2 separate regions of the Homo sapiens genome follow, and region 1 is linked to region 2. A link is a contact called in ENCODE Hi-C or POLR2A ChIA-PET data. All regions are on one chromosome and are shown on one strand. Each heading gives the region's core, a stretch centred on a gene start or an enhancer-like site at or near the end of the contact. The rest is flanking DNA. Distances are from core to core; before and after follow the strand shown.

Region 1 (7,063 bases), core at 425-2,924, 50 kb before region 2:
CCAGCTTGGGGCTACGATGAGTAAAGCTTTTAAAAACAGACAAATATGTTTTCCTTTCTCTTGGGTAATTTTTCAGAAGTAGAAAAGCCAGAACATAGAAGTAGATATTTGACTGTATTACAACTCACCAAGCAGTTTTTTTTTTTTTTTTTTTTTTTTAATTTTTTGAGACAGTCTTGCTCTATTACCTAGGCTGGAGCTCAGTGGCGTGATGAGGGTTCACTGCAGCCTCGGCCTCCTGGGCTCAAGTGAGCCTCCCACCTCAGCCTCCCACATAGCTGGGACCACAGGTGTCCACCACCACACCTGGCTAATTTGCCTTGTAAATTATATGTAGAGACAGGGTCTTCCTATCTTGGCCAGGCTGGTCTCAACCTCCTGGACTCAAGTGATCCTCCCGCTTCAGCCTCCCAAAGGGCTGGGATTACAGGCATGAGCCACCACGCCCTGCCCATTTTTTTAAGTTGGATTATTTTACACTCAAGTCTGCTATGAATGATAGTTCCAGTTGTTCCATATCCCAATCAATTGGTGATTGCCTACAAATGACGTGACGTGATGAAAATATTCCTGGTGTTCGAGAGGATTGCAAAGAATTTCCCTTCCTTTCTCTCCTTTCTGCTCCCCTTGTACTGTCTATTCCTTAACTTGGTCAGATTCTACTTGATCCAGAACATAATGGGATGGAGAGTGCAGACGACACACACGGCCTCAGTCTATGGGAGCATCTCAAAGGAATTCATCTGCAAATTCTAGTGCATCTAGGCAGAGCACAGGAAGGAAGAGACGTGCAGACTCACGTATGGCCTGGGGCACCTGCCATCCCCTCGAGCCTGTATGGTCCTTACCCGCCCATCCCCAGCTTGAGTTCTGGGCCTTCTCGCCAGCACATCGTTGGGACCTGGTCAACTTCAGGTAAGTTTATTTCATGGCTCCCTCTCCCCTCTGCAGCCTATCCTGTTATTCTCTGTTTCAGCCAATTATTTCCCCTAACTAGCTGCTGAAGCCAATTAAAGGCAGTTCATGCCATATGTTCCTTCCCACTCCCATGTCGCTTGAAATGTTCTGTTATGTCCAAGACTTCTCTCCCCATCCTAAAGCTCAGAAAATAAGGATGGAGAAGAGAAAAAAGAGAGATTCACTGAGAGGGAGGATCAGAAGCTCCTGGGCACCACATACTCTAGAATAAAAATCTTCATTATAGTGTTTTTCATGCAAAATATTCCCTTCTACATAATTATGTTTTTACATGAAGAATAGAAATTTAAAGAGGAGAAATACTTTTTGAAGAGTCTGAGAATCTTCATATAGCTCAGGCTGCCACGAATTAGCTGTGTGACCTGGGGCATCTCCCTTAGACTCTGAGCCTCAGCTTCTCTATATGTAAAATGGGTTGAAGCCGCCCTTCCCCACAAGCACCCTGTGCACAGGCAATGCCCAGCCCCATTATTTTCTGGAACCAGTGGCCAAGCATGCTTAGGACACCCAGCCACATACTTCTGGGCAGTGTCATCTGGCAACTCACTGTCATGTCAGTGTGGTCAAGCATTGTAGACCTCTATAAACCAATTATGCTTCAGGCTGGGGTTGAGCACAGGAGAGGGAGGAGGGAAAGGTCACTGGGGCTGGGAGTGCCTACTTCCCTCTATGAGTGTCACCCCAGTTCAACCAGCACCCTACCACCTTTCTCTCTCTGGACCCACTTCCTCTTGCTGCCGGCTCCTCCCCATTGAATAACAGCCAAGTTGCTTTGGTTTCTATTTCTTTGTTAAGTCATTCCTTCTGCAAAGGACTGCCTGGCAGGTGTGAAAGGCAGCGGTGGCCACAGAGGCGGTGGAGATGGCCTTCAGCGGTTCCCAGGCTCCCTATCTGAGCCCAGTGAGTTCCAGGGCCGTGGGCACAGGGCTGCCTCAGCCAGGGGGACACAGTTATGGGGCTCTGAGGGTGGCAGGAGATAGGGGTGGGAGCATCCCAAAGAGTACACAAGCAGGGAAGAAATGTCAGTAGGGGTCATCCTGGCACACCTGTGCCATGCTGAGCTCACTCATGCCTGGAGGGATGCTCCTCCCATGAGTCATGGGTTTGACAGTGTTGACTGAGCTGTCCTGTCCTGTCCTGTGCGCTCAGGGGAAGAGGTGTAGAGTGGGATGGTTTGTGTAAAGAGGAAGCAAGCATGCTTCTGGGACAGTAAGGATGCTACCCGGCATGGTAGTTAAGGGTGCGTACTGTGGAGTTGGCCTCCCTGGGTCCAGCTATTTACTGGCTGGTGGTCTCTGGGCCTCAGTTTCCATACACTGGTGTGGATCCCTGAGCGGGCCACATCTGTCCTTCTCTGTTCACCCTGCTTTCTCACCACCCTCACCCTTGTAGGCTGCCGTCCGACCCCAACTCCTCCAACTCACAGTGCTCCAGATCTGCTCTGGGTCTTTGGAGTCCCTCTTGCTCCCAGGCACAGCCCTGACTTTTGAGTGCTCCCCTGGCGACAGTGGCCAGTGGTCTTGGCCCTTGCCCAAGGCTCTTCCTCCATTCTACCCTAGAAAGCAGCCCTGGCAAGAGCACCTGGGCCCAGACCCTGCCTCCAACTCTGATTTCTAACCTCAAAACATAGATGGAAACAGTAATATTGGTATTGCAAAATGTATACTTCAAGATTAAAAGGACTAACTAAAATTAAAGGTAAAAGCCACCACCAAGAAGATAGGGCTAGAAACCTTTATGTATGGTTCGACATAATCTCTTAGAAATCAAAGCTTTTTACACAAACCACAGTTCAGAGGAAGAGACTTCAACACATCCGACTCAGAATTCAGCAGATCAAGTGGCCACAAGGGATGAGAGACACTCGATCTGCCACTGAGGCACCGGGGTCGATGGCGGGCCTCAGACCACTCACACCCTGAGCCCCGAGAACAGGAGGAGGCCTAGCCTTACTTCTGCACAACTAACAGGTCCTTTCAGAAGACTTTCACCAAAACAAGGGCATCAGTCCCAGGGAAAACTTCAGTCTTCACTGTTAGAGAACACAAAAATTGTCTGGAACTTTTAAATGAGAAGTTTCCCAACTTCCAACCATTTCTTTTTTTTTTAAAGCTTCAAGTTTTCGTTTGTCAGATTTGAGAGTCAGAGTCTTATACCCAGAGTATAAAACATCTGTGGCTGGGTGCGGTGGCTCACGCCTGTAATCCCAGCACTTTGGGAGGCCGAGGCAGGCGGATCACAAGGTCAGGAGATCAAGACCATCCTGGCTAACATGGTGAAACCCCGTCTCTACTAAAAATACAAAAAATTAGCCGGGCATGGTGGCGGGCGCCTGTAGTCCCTGCTACTCGGGAGGCTGAGGCAGGAGAATGGCGTGAACCCAGGAGGCGGAGCTTGCAGTGAGGGGAGATCGTGCCACTGCGCTCCAGCCTGGGTGACAGAGCGAGACTCCGTCTCAAAAAAAAAAAAAAAAAAAAAAAACTTTGGCTGAGAATTAATTCTGTCACCAACACTACTAGAGAAGGCAGTAAAATAAATAAATATTACTTTTTCTTTTTTTTTTTTTTAAAAAAAAGTCAGGGACTCACTCTGTTGCCCACACTGGAGTGCAGTGGCATGATCACAGCTCACTGCAACCTTGAACTCCTGGGCTCAAGCAATCCTCCCACCTCAGCCTCACAAGTACCTGAGACTACAGGCATGTGCCACTATGCCCAGCTATTTTTCTAAAACGTTTTTGTAAGAGGAGGTCTTGCTATGTTGACCTGATTGGTCTCAAACTCCTGGCCTCAAGCGATTCTCCCACCTTGGCCTCCTAAAGCCCTGAGATTATAGGTGTGAGCTACTGCACTTGGCCCTTATTGCATTTTTGACTACATAAAAAGATAATACAGGGTTTTAGAGCTCACTAACATCATAACTAAAAAAATCAGGCCTTATTAACACAAAACTTTATTTATACTTAAAGCAAGCAACCACAAGCCAAATGTCTCTTCATCAATAAGAGTATAAAAAATAGTATGCTTCATATTAAATATTAACCATAATCAAGTAGAGATTTCCCACAACAGTAATACACCATAACCAAATTGGAATTTTGCCCCCAGATATGTAAGAATTTTTTCCTACTAGAAAATCTATTTATGTTATTAATTACATAAATAAGTTTAAAAAGAAACCATATGAATAGCTCATTAACTGCCAAAAAGGAATTTGCTATAATTCTTATCTATTTCGGGATTTAAAAAAACTCAGTAAATTCAAAACAGATGTAAGCTTCCCTTAATTGATAAACTATTCATCAGAAAACAATACAAAAATCTTAAAGTAAGATATTGCTATTAATGGAAAATAAAACAAGAATGTCCAGCATTAATAAGTATTAGTTGTTTCAGACTGTCATGAATGCAATAAACCCAAAAAAGTACAAGAGATATAAATATTGGAAAGAAGAAATAAAATTATTTGTAGTAATTTATCTGGCACACCAACAAGTATAATGAAATAATGAAAAATGCCAGGGCATAAAAATCATGACGACAATGCACATAACAGCACTGGCTGACACTCACAGGGCCCTGGCTGGGACCCAGGATGTTGTGCAGCATTCAGATCATGCTCTCATTTCTCTGCTCAGCAGCAACCTGTGGCAGAGGACCAGACCCACAGAGCCACAGAAGGGAACAACAAGTCCAGACACCACTCAGTTCCCATTCATACCTAGGCCTATCAGGTAGTTCAAGAGAGATGATGAAATAAGTGATGCTGAAATAAATGGCCATCCAGAACAAAGGAGTATGTGTATTTATATAATGTGTGTGTGTGTGTGTATGTGTGTGTGTGCATATATATATATACACACACACACACACACACACACAAAGGATATCTGGGACCTCTGTGACAGATATGGTTAATATCCTTCAGGAGAAACGAATAAAGTGCTCTGAGGCTTCCAGGCAGACAGCAATGAAATGCATGCACTCACAGTCTCATTCCATTGTGAAGCCCCACGAAACCACAGAAAGGCATTTCTTTTTTTCCCCCAAAAGCATTAACTGACAAGGAAAAAGAAAACAGCAAAGAAAATAAAACTTGGCAGCTGAAAAGTTGATGGACAAGAAATAACTAACAAAACAGACCTAAGCAAACTAAATCCCAAGCCAGCAGTGGGGAAGGGCAAAGACCTGATTATGGTACAAAATCCCCCAAAGGCTCAGGAAATTTGTGGCAAGAGGTGCTTCAGGTCGGGGGATGAAGGTGGTTAAAAACAGAAGGACTGGGTTAGAGATGTGTTCACAGAGCAGCCAAAGCTCCAGACACTCTCTCTTCCCTGCACACCAGAGCATAAAATGAAGCCTCTGGACCGGGTGGATATTGAGCAGTTGAGGCACAAGTGATACATTGAAAACAAGGGAATTAAACGAATTTACAAGGTGAGGGCTGAGATAGTCATTCTCCACCCCCAGGCCTCTTCTCTGACTGATCCCATAATCCTGGCTGCCAAGTCTAAGCCCTCAAGCAGGAGACTGGAAGGCCCTTCTCTGGGGAATGGATGAGCCCAAGAGGAAGGACCTAAAGACACTGACATCAGGAGTTTGTCATGGACATGCCACGGGAACAGCTCTCTACTATGAAGACCATAGTTGCAGGCCACATACACAGGCCCAGGCAGCGGTCAGCTTTGCAGAGCCTCCACCTAAACATGAGCAGTCAAACCTCAAGCATAAAGATAGAGAACTAAAGATACCAGTGGAACAAAGGGACTGTAGGAAACAACCCAGGTAGGGAGATTTGGTGATAGAATCAACCTACAATCTTCAGCGAAATTCATATATGACATTACATCTAGGAAACAAGAACAGGATGCTATAAAAAATTTAGGGAACAAAAAAATCCTAGAAGTTAAATATATGATAGCAAACATATCTGACGGAATTTTATTCAGCCTTAAAAAGAAATGAAATTCTGACATGCCATAATGTGGATGAACCTTGAGGTCATTATGCTAAGTGAAATAAGCCAGACAAAAAGGACAAATACTATATGATTTCACTTATATGAGGTACCTAGAGTAGTCAAATTCATAGTGATACAAAGTAGAATGGTGGCTGGGGGACAAGGGGAATGGCAGGTCAGTATTTAATGGGTAAGAGTTTCAGTTTTGCAAAATGAAAAAGTTCTGGAGATTGGTTACACAACAATGTGAATATACTCAACAATACTGAACTGTACACTTAAAAATGGTTCAGATGGTAAATTTTATGTTATACGTATTTTGCCACAATTAAAGTAAGAAAATTGAAGTGATGCAAAAACAAAAAAAAGATAGCAGAAATGAAGCATTTAATAGAATTTGGAAGATAAACTTAGGGAAGCCTCAAGTTTAATCCCAGAAAACAAAATTATAAGGCAAAGAGATAGAAAACAGGAGAAAAAAATATGATAATTAGGGGACCAGGGTAAAGGGAGTTCCAGAAAAAGAAAACAGAGTAGAAGAAATTACCAATGAAATAATTCCAGAAAATAAAGACACGAATTACTGTATTGAAAGGGTGCAGTGAGTGACTAGCATGACAAAAAAAAAAAAAAAAAGAAAGAAAGAAAGAAAGAAAAAAAAAGACCTTAAGCTATACAGCAAGGCAAACCACACTGAAAGTTTAGAATCCTGGCAACAGCCTGAACCTCCTATGAGCTTTTGGAGAGAAAAAAGTCACAAAGGACTGGAATTATTTTCTTCTTGCTGCAACACTGGCAAATAGAAGACAATGGAACAATTCCCACAAAATTATAAAGGGAAATAGTTGCTAACCTAAAATGTTATACCCAAGGAAACCATCAAGCATTAGGGTAAAACAAAGATGCAAGGCCATAAAATTTTACCTTCTATGAACCCATTCTCAGGGAGATACTGGAGGAAAAAAAAAGAAAAAGAAAAAGAATAGGATGTAGGACACAGAAGATCAAAAAAGAGAGAGGCAAAGAACTAACAGGGAATCTGTGCACCAGGCACAGAGGGCAGCCATGATGGAGGAGGTCAGAGGCTCCAGAGAGATCTCAAGATGACACTGCTGTGATCCCTGAC
Region 2 (6,968 bases), core at 2,201-4,700:
CACTCTTTTTAAAATAAAGTGAGTTATGTCAAGGCCTGTTGAAGTAGCCCATGGGTGTTGTCAAATAAGTAGACACATCCCTGGGCCGGGAGGAATGTGTCCTTATTTGGTGGCTCCTCCCCTCAGGAGTGATTCCAGCTTCTCCCACTGCATGGGAGTGACCTGTGCAAGGTGGTGGGCTCGTATTTATCAGTGTGCACTCCCTGCACTAATAAATACTAAGATTCAAGGAGCATCCTAGACAGGACTTCTATTCTTTAAGCCTAGCAGGATACTTGGCTAGAACTCGCCCTTCATATGTAAGTGAGGAGCTTAGCAGCCCCTTATGCTGCTAAGCATGGCAGAAACTGGGCACTGGATGGAATGTTCCTAGTGATGCGGTAGCACTGGTAATGCAGACTGATCCCAGAAAAGAAACAGCAGAGCCTTGCACAGAGAGACATGAAGCGTCTCATCCCCACCAGGGAGCCCCACGCACAGTAATTAAGTGAAAAGCAAGCATGGCCTGGGTGCCCACTAGACTCACGGAGGGGCAGCTCTGCTGGAAACCACCCTGCCGCAGCCCTGCACATCCCCCAGCTCCTTCTGCAGCCAGGCATTCTCCTCCTCCTTCTCCTCCTCCTCCAGCAGTTCAGCAGTTTCCTCTTCACAGTGCCCAGCTCCTGCTGGGCTTCTCACTTGACATTGTTGGCCACTGCCACCGCAGTCTGCAGATCTGGCTGGAACCACCTCCATTCCATGGTCTCCTTCTGAAAATGCCAGAGCCCAACCCTGTGTCAGATGCCTGCCAGGGCTGGTGCCTGAGCAGAGACTCCAGAGCCCCTGTATCAGTCACCAAGAAAGAACAGCCAGCAGTGCTTAGTGAGGCCCTGCTTTCACGGTGTCTTGCTGCTAGGAAAAGGCACTGGTGGAAATTACACCTTCAGGTTATGAGAGCTCTCCATCCTGACAACAAATGACTGCTTTGACTTTACTTCCTGCTGGCAAGAACTTACAGTTTCAGGGCCCATGTCATGAAAATGTTCCAAGATAAAGCAGGATAGAGAGAGTGATCCCGACTTTGGAGGGGTAATTTATAGGAAGATGGTGGTGAAGGCTCCTGCCACATCTCCCCTGTATCTGCTCAGTCAGAGTCTTTAGCTGCCTCCCCAGATCTGACTTCTGTTTCTCCAGCTTGATCACATTACCTAGAAATAGACAATTCAGACAGGCCTTGGAAGAGTTGTGAGACTCTTGAGAGAAGGTAAGTCAGGTAGCAAAGGGGCAGCTCCACATGCCACAGCAGGTGTTCAAATCTACTCTAAATGCATTCTACTCTAAATGCAACTTTTAGCAATTTCAATTTACCCTGCAAAGAGGGGCTGGAAGCAGCAAGTTCCTCCAAAATAGGGAACATGATGATCTGAAAAATACATGGTGCATATTGAGGTTACAGTCTCAGCAGACAGGATGCACAACCAAATAGCAGCACTACGGGAAGAGGCCTCCGTGGCCACACACACTTGCACACCGAGCCCGGCCTCCCTCGCACTCACACGCAATCATCCTGAGTGTCCTTTATTGCTGTGAGATAGAGGCTTTCACATAACAGAGCACATGACTGCTTATTCCTCCTGTGGTTTGTAAAGCACTTTCCAGAGTCGTGGGTCTCAATGGCAGTTAAGCCTCTGAATCATTGGTGAAACTTTTCAAAAGCACCGATGTTCTAGTCCACACTCCAGACACCTGGAGGCAGAATCTCCAAGGGCAGACAGAACCCGAGGATGTGTGCGTTTGACATCTTCCCAGGTGGCTTGCCTGCCTCTCCCTACTTAAGGACACCTGCAGCCCCTTGTTCTCCTTGCCTCCCATTCTCTCCATACGGCTATCAGAGTCATTCGAGTTTAAATCTGATGGTGTCAGTCACCAAGCTGAAATTCCTCAATAGGTCGTCATGCTCTAACCTAGAGCAGTTTTCTATGAAGGCTGTGAATCAGAATCACCAGAGAAGGCTAAAAAGATGCTTGTGGGCAGGTCCTACCCCAGCAGTTCTAGTTCTAGTGGGCCTGGGAGTCTGCGTCTGGGATTATTCTGCTGAGTAGAAAACACCCCCTAATTTCCTTTCATTTTTCAGTCCATTTCTCTCCCATCAGGATCTCATGGGAAGGAGTGATCGGTCTAGGGCTGGATCCGTGTGTCTCGGGGTCTCTGAGCAAAAAGATATCTGAATAATACTTCAAAATCCTTTTAAAAAGTTTAACAGCTTTTCAAAAGATGGCTTGGGTTATTGTCAGTCCTGGATATATGATGATATAACCACAGCGGTGGGCCTAAATTTTGCTGTGGACATTAATTATACGCTGGTTTTCTTGGTGTGTCTGTGCTGACTTTTAAGGATTTAGGGACAATACAACCCCATTCTCAACAGCAAAATATCACAAAAACAAAAACAAAACAGAACAGAACTTGTCTTCTTTGACTTTTCTTCACAATCATGGTGCTGGGTTTGGAAGGATACACTGATGATAATGGTGTCCAGGTTTTCAGCTGTATCCTGAGAACAGCCTGGATGGCACCGACACTGAATGCTGAGGTTCCACAGTTCTACTGCGTGTCATGTTCAAGAAGAAACGAGGCAGGTGCTGTCAACTCTCACTCTAACCAACTAATCAATATCTGGAATACACAGTCAATTCTCAGGTTCGTGCACAGAGTTGCATCTGGCAATATCTCCATAAAACAAGCAAGTCTCATCAGTAGTGGAAACTCATTCTTCCTATTTCCTTCTTCCTAACACTGAGCAAGTATTTTTAAATTTTTCCTCAGTCTCCTGATCTGTACAACCTGCCCTGCCTGCAACGTTAACCATTCTCACACCTTACAGCCTTTTGAAACCTAGGAGCCGACCAGCACTAGCCAAGAAGGATTTAATATTTTCCTGACCTGAGACGATGTGCACGTACGTGTCTTTGGTTTTCAGTCTCACAATAATGTTGCCCACTGCTTTTTAAAATTGGCTGTCTTCTCATGAATCCATAAATTTGGCTGCTTTTCCATCTTTTCCACAGCTGCATCACACTCTACAGATGTCCCTTTAGCATGTCAGGGCAGCTTTACATACATATTGTCGAACTTCCTCTCCCTTTCTCTGATGTACTGTGTTGTCGATTCAGTAACTCAGGCTTAACAGCACAGGAGCTCATGCCTTCAAGAAACTTCCCTAACATACGTGTCTTCTCTGCAGGTCTCTCTCAGCCTCCCTGCGCTTAGGGACAGTGGACAGCACTGCAGCACTGCACTTGGGGCCATTTTAAACAGCGAAGTCACCAAAACCAAGCAAAAGAATGCTAAAAGCACAGTACTAAACAGACCATGGAAAAGATATATGTACAGCATGAGAAGGTAAAGTGTCTGTCTGACCTCAGTGGGGAGCATAAGCACTGGATGACTCAACTTTTTCACTTCTCTGTGCATGTCCAAAAATGACAAAAATGACTCTGTGGAAGTACTCTGTGTGTTGATTTGGGGGTTAAAATACATTTGAGCAGCTGGACGCAGTGGCTCATGCCTGTAATCTCAGCACTTTGGGAGGCCAAGGCGGGTGGATCACCTGAGGTCGGGAGTTCAAGACCAGCCTGACCAACATGGAGAAACTCCATCTCTACTAAAAAAATACAAAATTAGCCGGGCATGGTGGCGCATGCCTGTAATCCCAGCTACTCGGGAGGCTGAGGCAGGATAACCTCCAGTGAGCCAAGATTGCACCATTGCACTCCAGCCTGGGCAACAAGAGCAAAACTCCAACTAAAAAAAAAAAAATTTTTAGCAAGCAGGTGAATTCACAAATGTGCAATCTGTGAATCTGTGAATAAGGAGGATCAACTGCACGGTGTGGGGAACTTCTCAGGCAACTGACCAGGCTATTCTTAGTAATGGCTGGTGTGACCTAAATGCTTTGCCCATTAAACCTTTTCTTTTTTTTTTTTTTTGAGGCAGAGTTTCACTCTGTTTCCCAGGCTAGAGGGCAATGGTGTGATCTCAGCTCACTGCAACCTCCACCTCCTGGGTTCATGCGATTCTCCTGCCTCAGCCTCCTAAGTAGCTGGGATTACAGGCACCCGCCACCTCACCTGGCTAATTTTTGTATTTTTAATAGAGACAAGGTTTCATCATGTTGGCCAAGTTGGTCTCGAACTCTTGACCTCAGGTGATCCATCCACCTCGACCTCCCAAAGTGCTAAGATTACAGGCGTGAGCCACCACACCTGGCCATGTCCATTGTCTTTTGTCACAAAAGCGAAGCACATTAGATGTGATAATTTGATAAAGGTCATTTGGACAAAGCAGGCAACGTTTAATCCCTTTTAAAAATTTCTTTTCCCAAGTCAAAGTAAACAATGAGCTCATAAGCCTCATAATGATGCCTCTTCAGCAACTAAGTGGCCAACATCTGTAAGTTACTTGATATCCTACCATCAATGGCACACATGCAGGAATTGTTTTCTTCTTTAGACCAAGAGCACACATTTTTCATCCACTCTGACACCTATCATCCATCTCTATCAGCTCCAAGAGACAACACAGTGTCAATGCTTGGTGACAACACAGTGTCAATGCTTGGCAAGGTATTTCTTCTGAATAACCCATTCCTACCCCACAGAATGTCCTTAGGAAAAGTCCCTGTGAACTCTCATACAGTCACAGCTGAAGTGTCCCAACTTGTGGCCTCCAAGCCCATCAGGCTGCTTAGAGACAGTGGCAGCAGCATGGCTCACACACAGCACATCTAGCACAGACAAGAAACATTTGTGGCTGGGTACAGTGATTCACATCTGTAATCCCAGTGCTCTGGGAGACTGATTTGGGACAATCGCTTGAGCCCACAAGTTTGAGGCTGTGGTGAGTATGGTCATACCACTGCACTCCAGTCTGGGCAACAGACTGAGACCCTCTCTCTAAAACAACAACAAACAACAAAGCATTTGCTATTTTTCACAGTCACTTATGTTGCTTACTCTTTTCTTCTGTTATCCAGTTTTCAACTTAGTTTAAGAGATTAATGATTGTTTCTTAGGTGACATTCTTCCCAGGAGATTATAGCACACTCAAATGAAAGACTCTTCATAAACCCCAGCCAACACACAGTCAAAAACCTTCCCACAGTCACCCACTGCTGCTGGGTTCTTTAGTGTCCTACTCACTTCCAATCCACATTTCACCTGGGCTTGACCCCACTTATTTTTTAGCTCACTGATAAGTTGAGTACTGTGTAACTTGATAACCCAGTGCTGTTCCACCTGATCTTCCAGTGCAAACATGGTTTCTTTCATGTCTTTGATCTCTGCATCACTCTCTGATGATGCTTCTTGCAGCTTTAGGCTGGTTCTGTTTAGCTGTTCTGCTTGGTGATTATCCATCTCCTTCAGGTATGAATATTCTTTTTCCACTTAAAATAAAAGGAAAGTTCCCTGGTCGGTTTAACAACAAAGTTCCCACAGCGATCAGTCCACTACAAGCCAAAGCCCCATCACGACACAATACACCCATGTAACAAACCTGTACACGAACCCCCTCAATCTAAAATAATACATCACAAAAAGCCCCTGGCAAGTGAGCAGCAGGCTCATGGACACAGTGGCAAAGACGCCTTTGGCATGTGCTGTTTCTTGCATTATTAGCCTCAGAAACAGCCGAGGCCACGAACAGTCAGAGAAACATGATGTATGCTTCCAAATGGCTGGATTCTGTACCCCTTCCTACAAGCGAAAGGGAAATCTGCACGCACTTAAATATTTCTCTTTCCTGCAGCTGGGGGAGCAGTGCTTCCCTGGGAGGCACTGGCCCTGTACCAAGAGGGCTGCCTGGTGTGGCCGCCCCACCGCACATCAGCTATGGGGTGGCGCCCTCTGCGGCTAAGCTGTGAACAACACCCCTGAAGCAAGGCTGATCTTCAATCTCCTTAGCCAAAAGATACTTAGCAGTAAGTTACAATGTTTCTTTAGAGAAATACACTATGAACCTGATAGAGAACCACAGTGGAAGGCACAGAGCACTGAAACATACGCATACCAGAAGCAGAAAAGTGGCACAGTACAGTCCTTCCACCTGTGCAATTTTTGATTGTTAATATTTTAAATATACAGGAAACTACCAAGAATAATGATAAACAGGTACCCAGACTTAACAAGTTAAATTTTGCCACACTTGCAAAATCTTTTTAATCTAGGAAGAATTTTTTAAAGCTTCAATGTACCCTCCCACCTCAGAGAGTAATAAGCATTATCCTAAAATTGCTATGTGGTCATCCCTTGAATGGTTTTTCACTTTTACTATAATGTATGTATCCATGATAATGCCTAGTATTGTTCTGGGTGTTTTGAGTGTTTTACACAATGTTATATATACTATATTGTGCTTTTAGAGTGTCGGGTTTGTAACATGGTAATATGCTCTATCCCTCACCATCTTATGCCTATTATGCCCTTGCACCTTGCTTTTAGCTGTGTTTTCAAAATGTATCCATACTGGTACACATCCTGCTAGGTGGCTACTTTAGTTGCTGCACAGTATTCCACTGTCTTCAGAAGAAACTATCAACAGAGTAAACAGACAACCTATAGAATGGGAGAAAATATACATTGTTAAGGTATATATTAACAAAGGGAAGCCAGGCAGGTGGCTCAGGACTGTAAACCCAGCCCTTTGGGAGGCCGAGGCGAGTGGATCACCTGAGGTCAGGAGTTCGACACCAGCCTGGTCAACATGGTGAAAATTCTGTCTCTACTAAAAAATACAAAAAATTGGCCAGGCGCGGTGTCTCACGTCTGTAATCCCAGCACTTTAGGAAACCGAGGCAGGTGGATCACTTGGTCAGGAGATCGAGACCATCCTGGCCAACAGGGTGAAACCCTGTCTCTATCAAAAATACAAAAATTAGCTGGGCATGGTGGCATGTGCCTATAATCCCAGCTACTTGGGAGGCTGAGGCA

What was found. Hi-C counts contacts between places; a loop is a spot of excess contacts on that map. ChIA-PET counts read pairs that join two places held with the same protein, here RNA polymerase II (POLR2A). Pooled maps may share reads with other maps.
Region 1: a map of natural killer cell shows a loop between it and region 2 (7-fold over the local background). The contact joins two enhancer-like sites. A Hi-C loop is called at or near these places in 1 of 168 maps with a recorded cell type or tissue (natural killer cell), 2 of 37 single-sample maps with no recorded cell type and 4 of 50 pooled maps. POLR2A ChIA-PET finds 5 or more read pairs at or near these places in 1 of 52 experiments (GM10248).

The regions. Positions count from the first base shown.
Region 1 is chr17:20,693,647-20,700,709 of GRCh38, reverse strand. It overlaps the pseudogene LOC100287072. Among named protein-coding and RNA genes, the nearest start is that of LINC02088, 64 kb to the right of the region's middle. RefSeq lists enhancers at 1,692-1,841, 1,366-1,866, 1,852-1,901, 1,992-2,081, 1,867-2,367 and 1 more. Within about 2 kb of position 1,674, at least 5 of the 41 ENCODE cell types and tissues checked have a DNase peak (open chromatin) inside an H3K27ac peak, as active enhancers do.
Region 2 is chr17:20,645,758-20,652,725 of GRCh38, reverse strand. It overlaps LOC105371583 (a long non-coding RNA gene), which reads left to right. Exons shown (of 3, transcript XR_934317.3): 3 at 3,224-3,479. It also overlaps the pseudogene LOC100287072 and the pseudogene LOC729334. Among named protein-coding and RNA genes, the nearest start is that of LINC02088, 16 kb to the right of the region's middle. Within about 2 kb of position 3,450, at least 2 of the 41 ENCODE cell types and tissues checked have a DNase peak (open chromatin) inside an H3K27ac peak, as active enhancers do.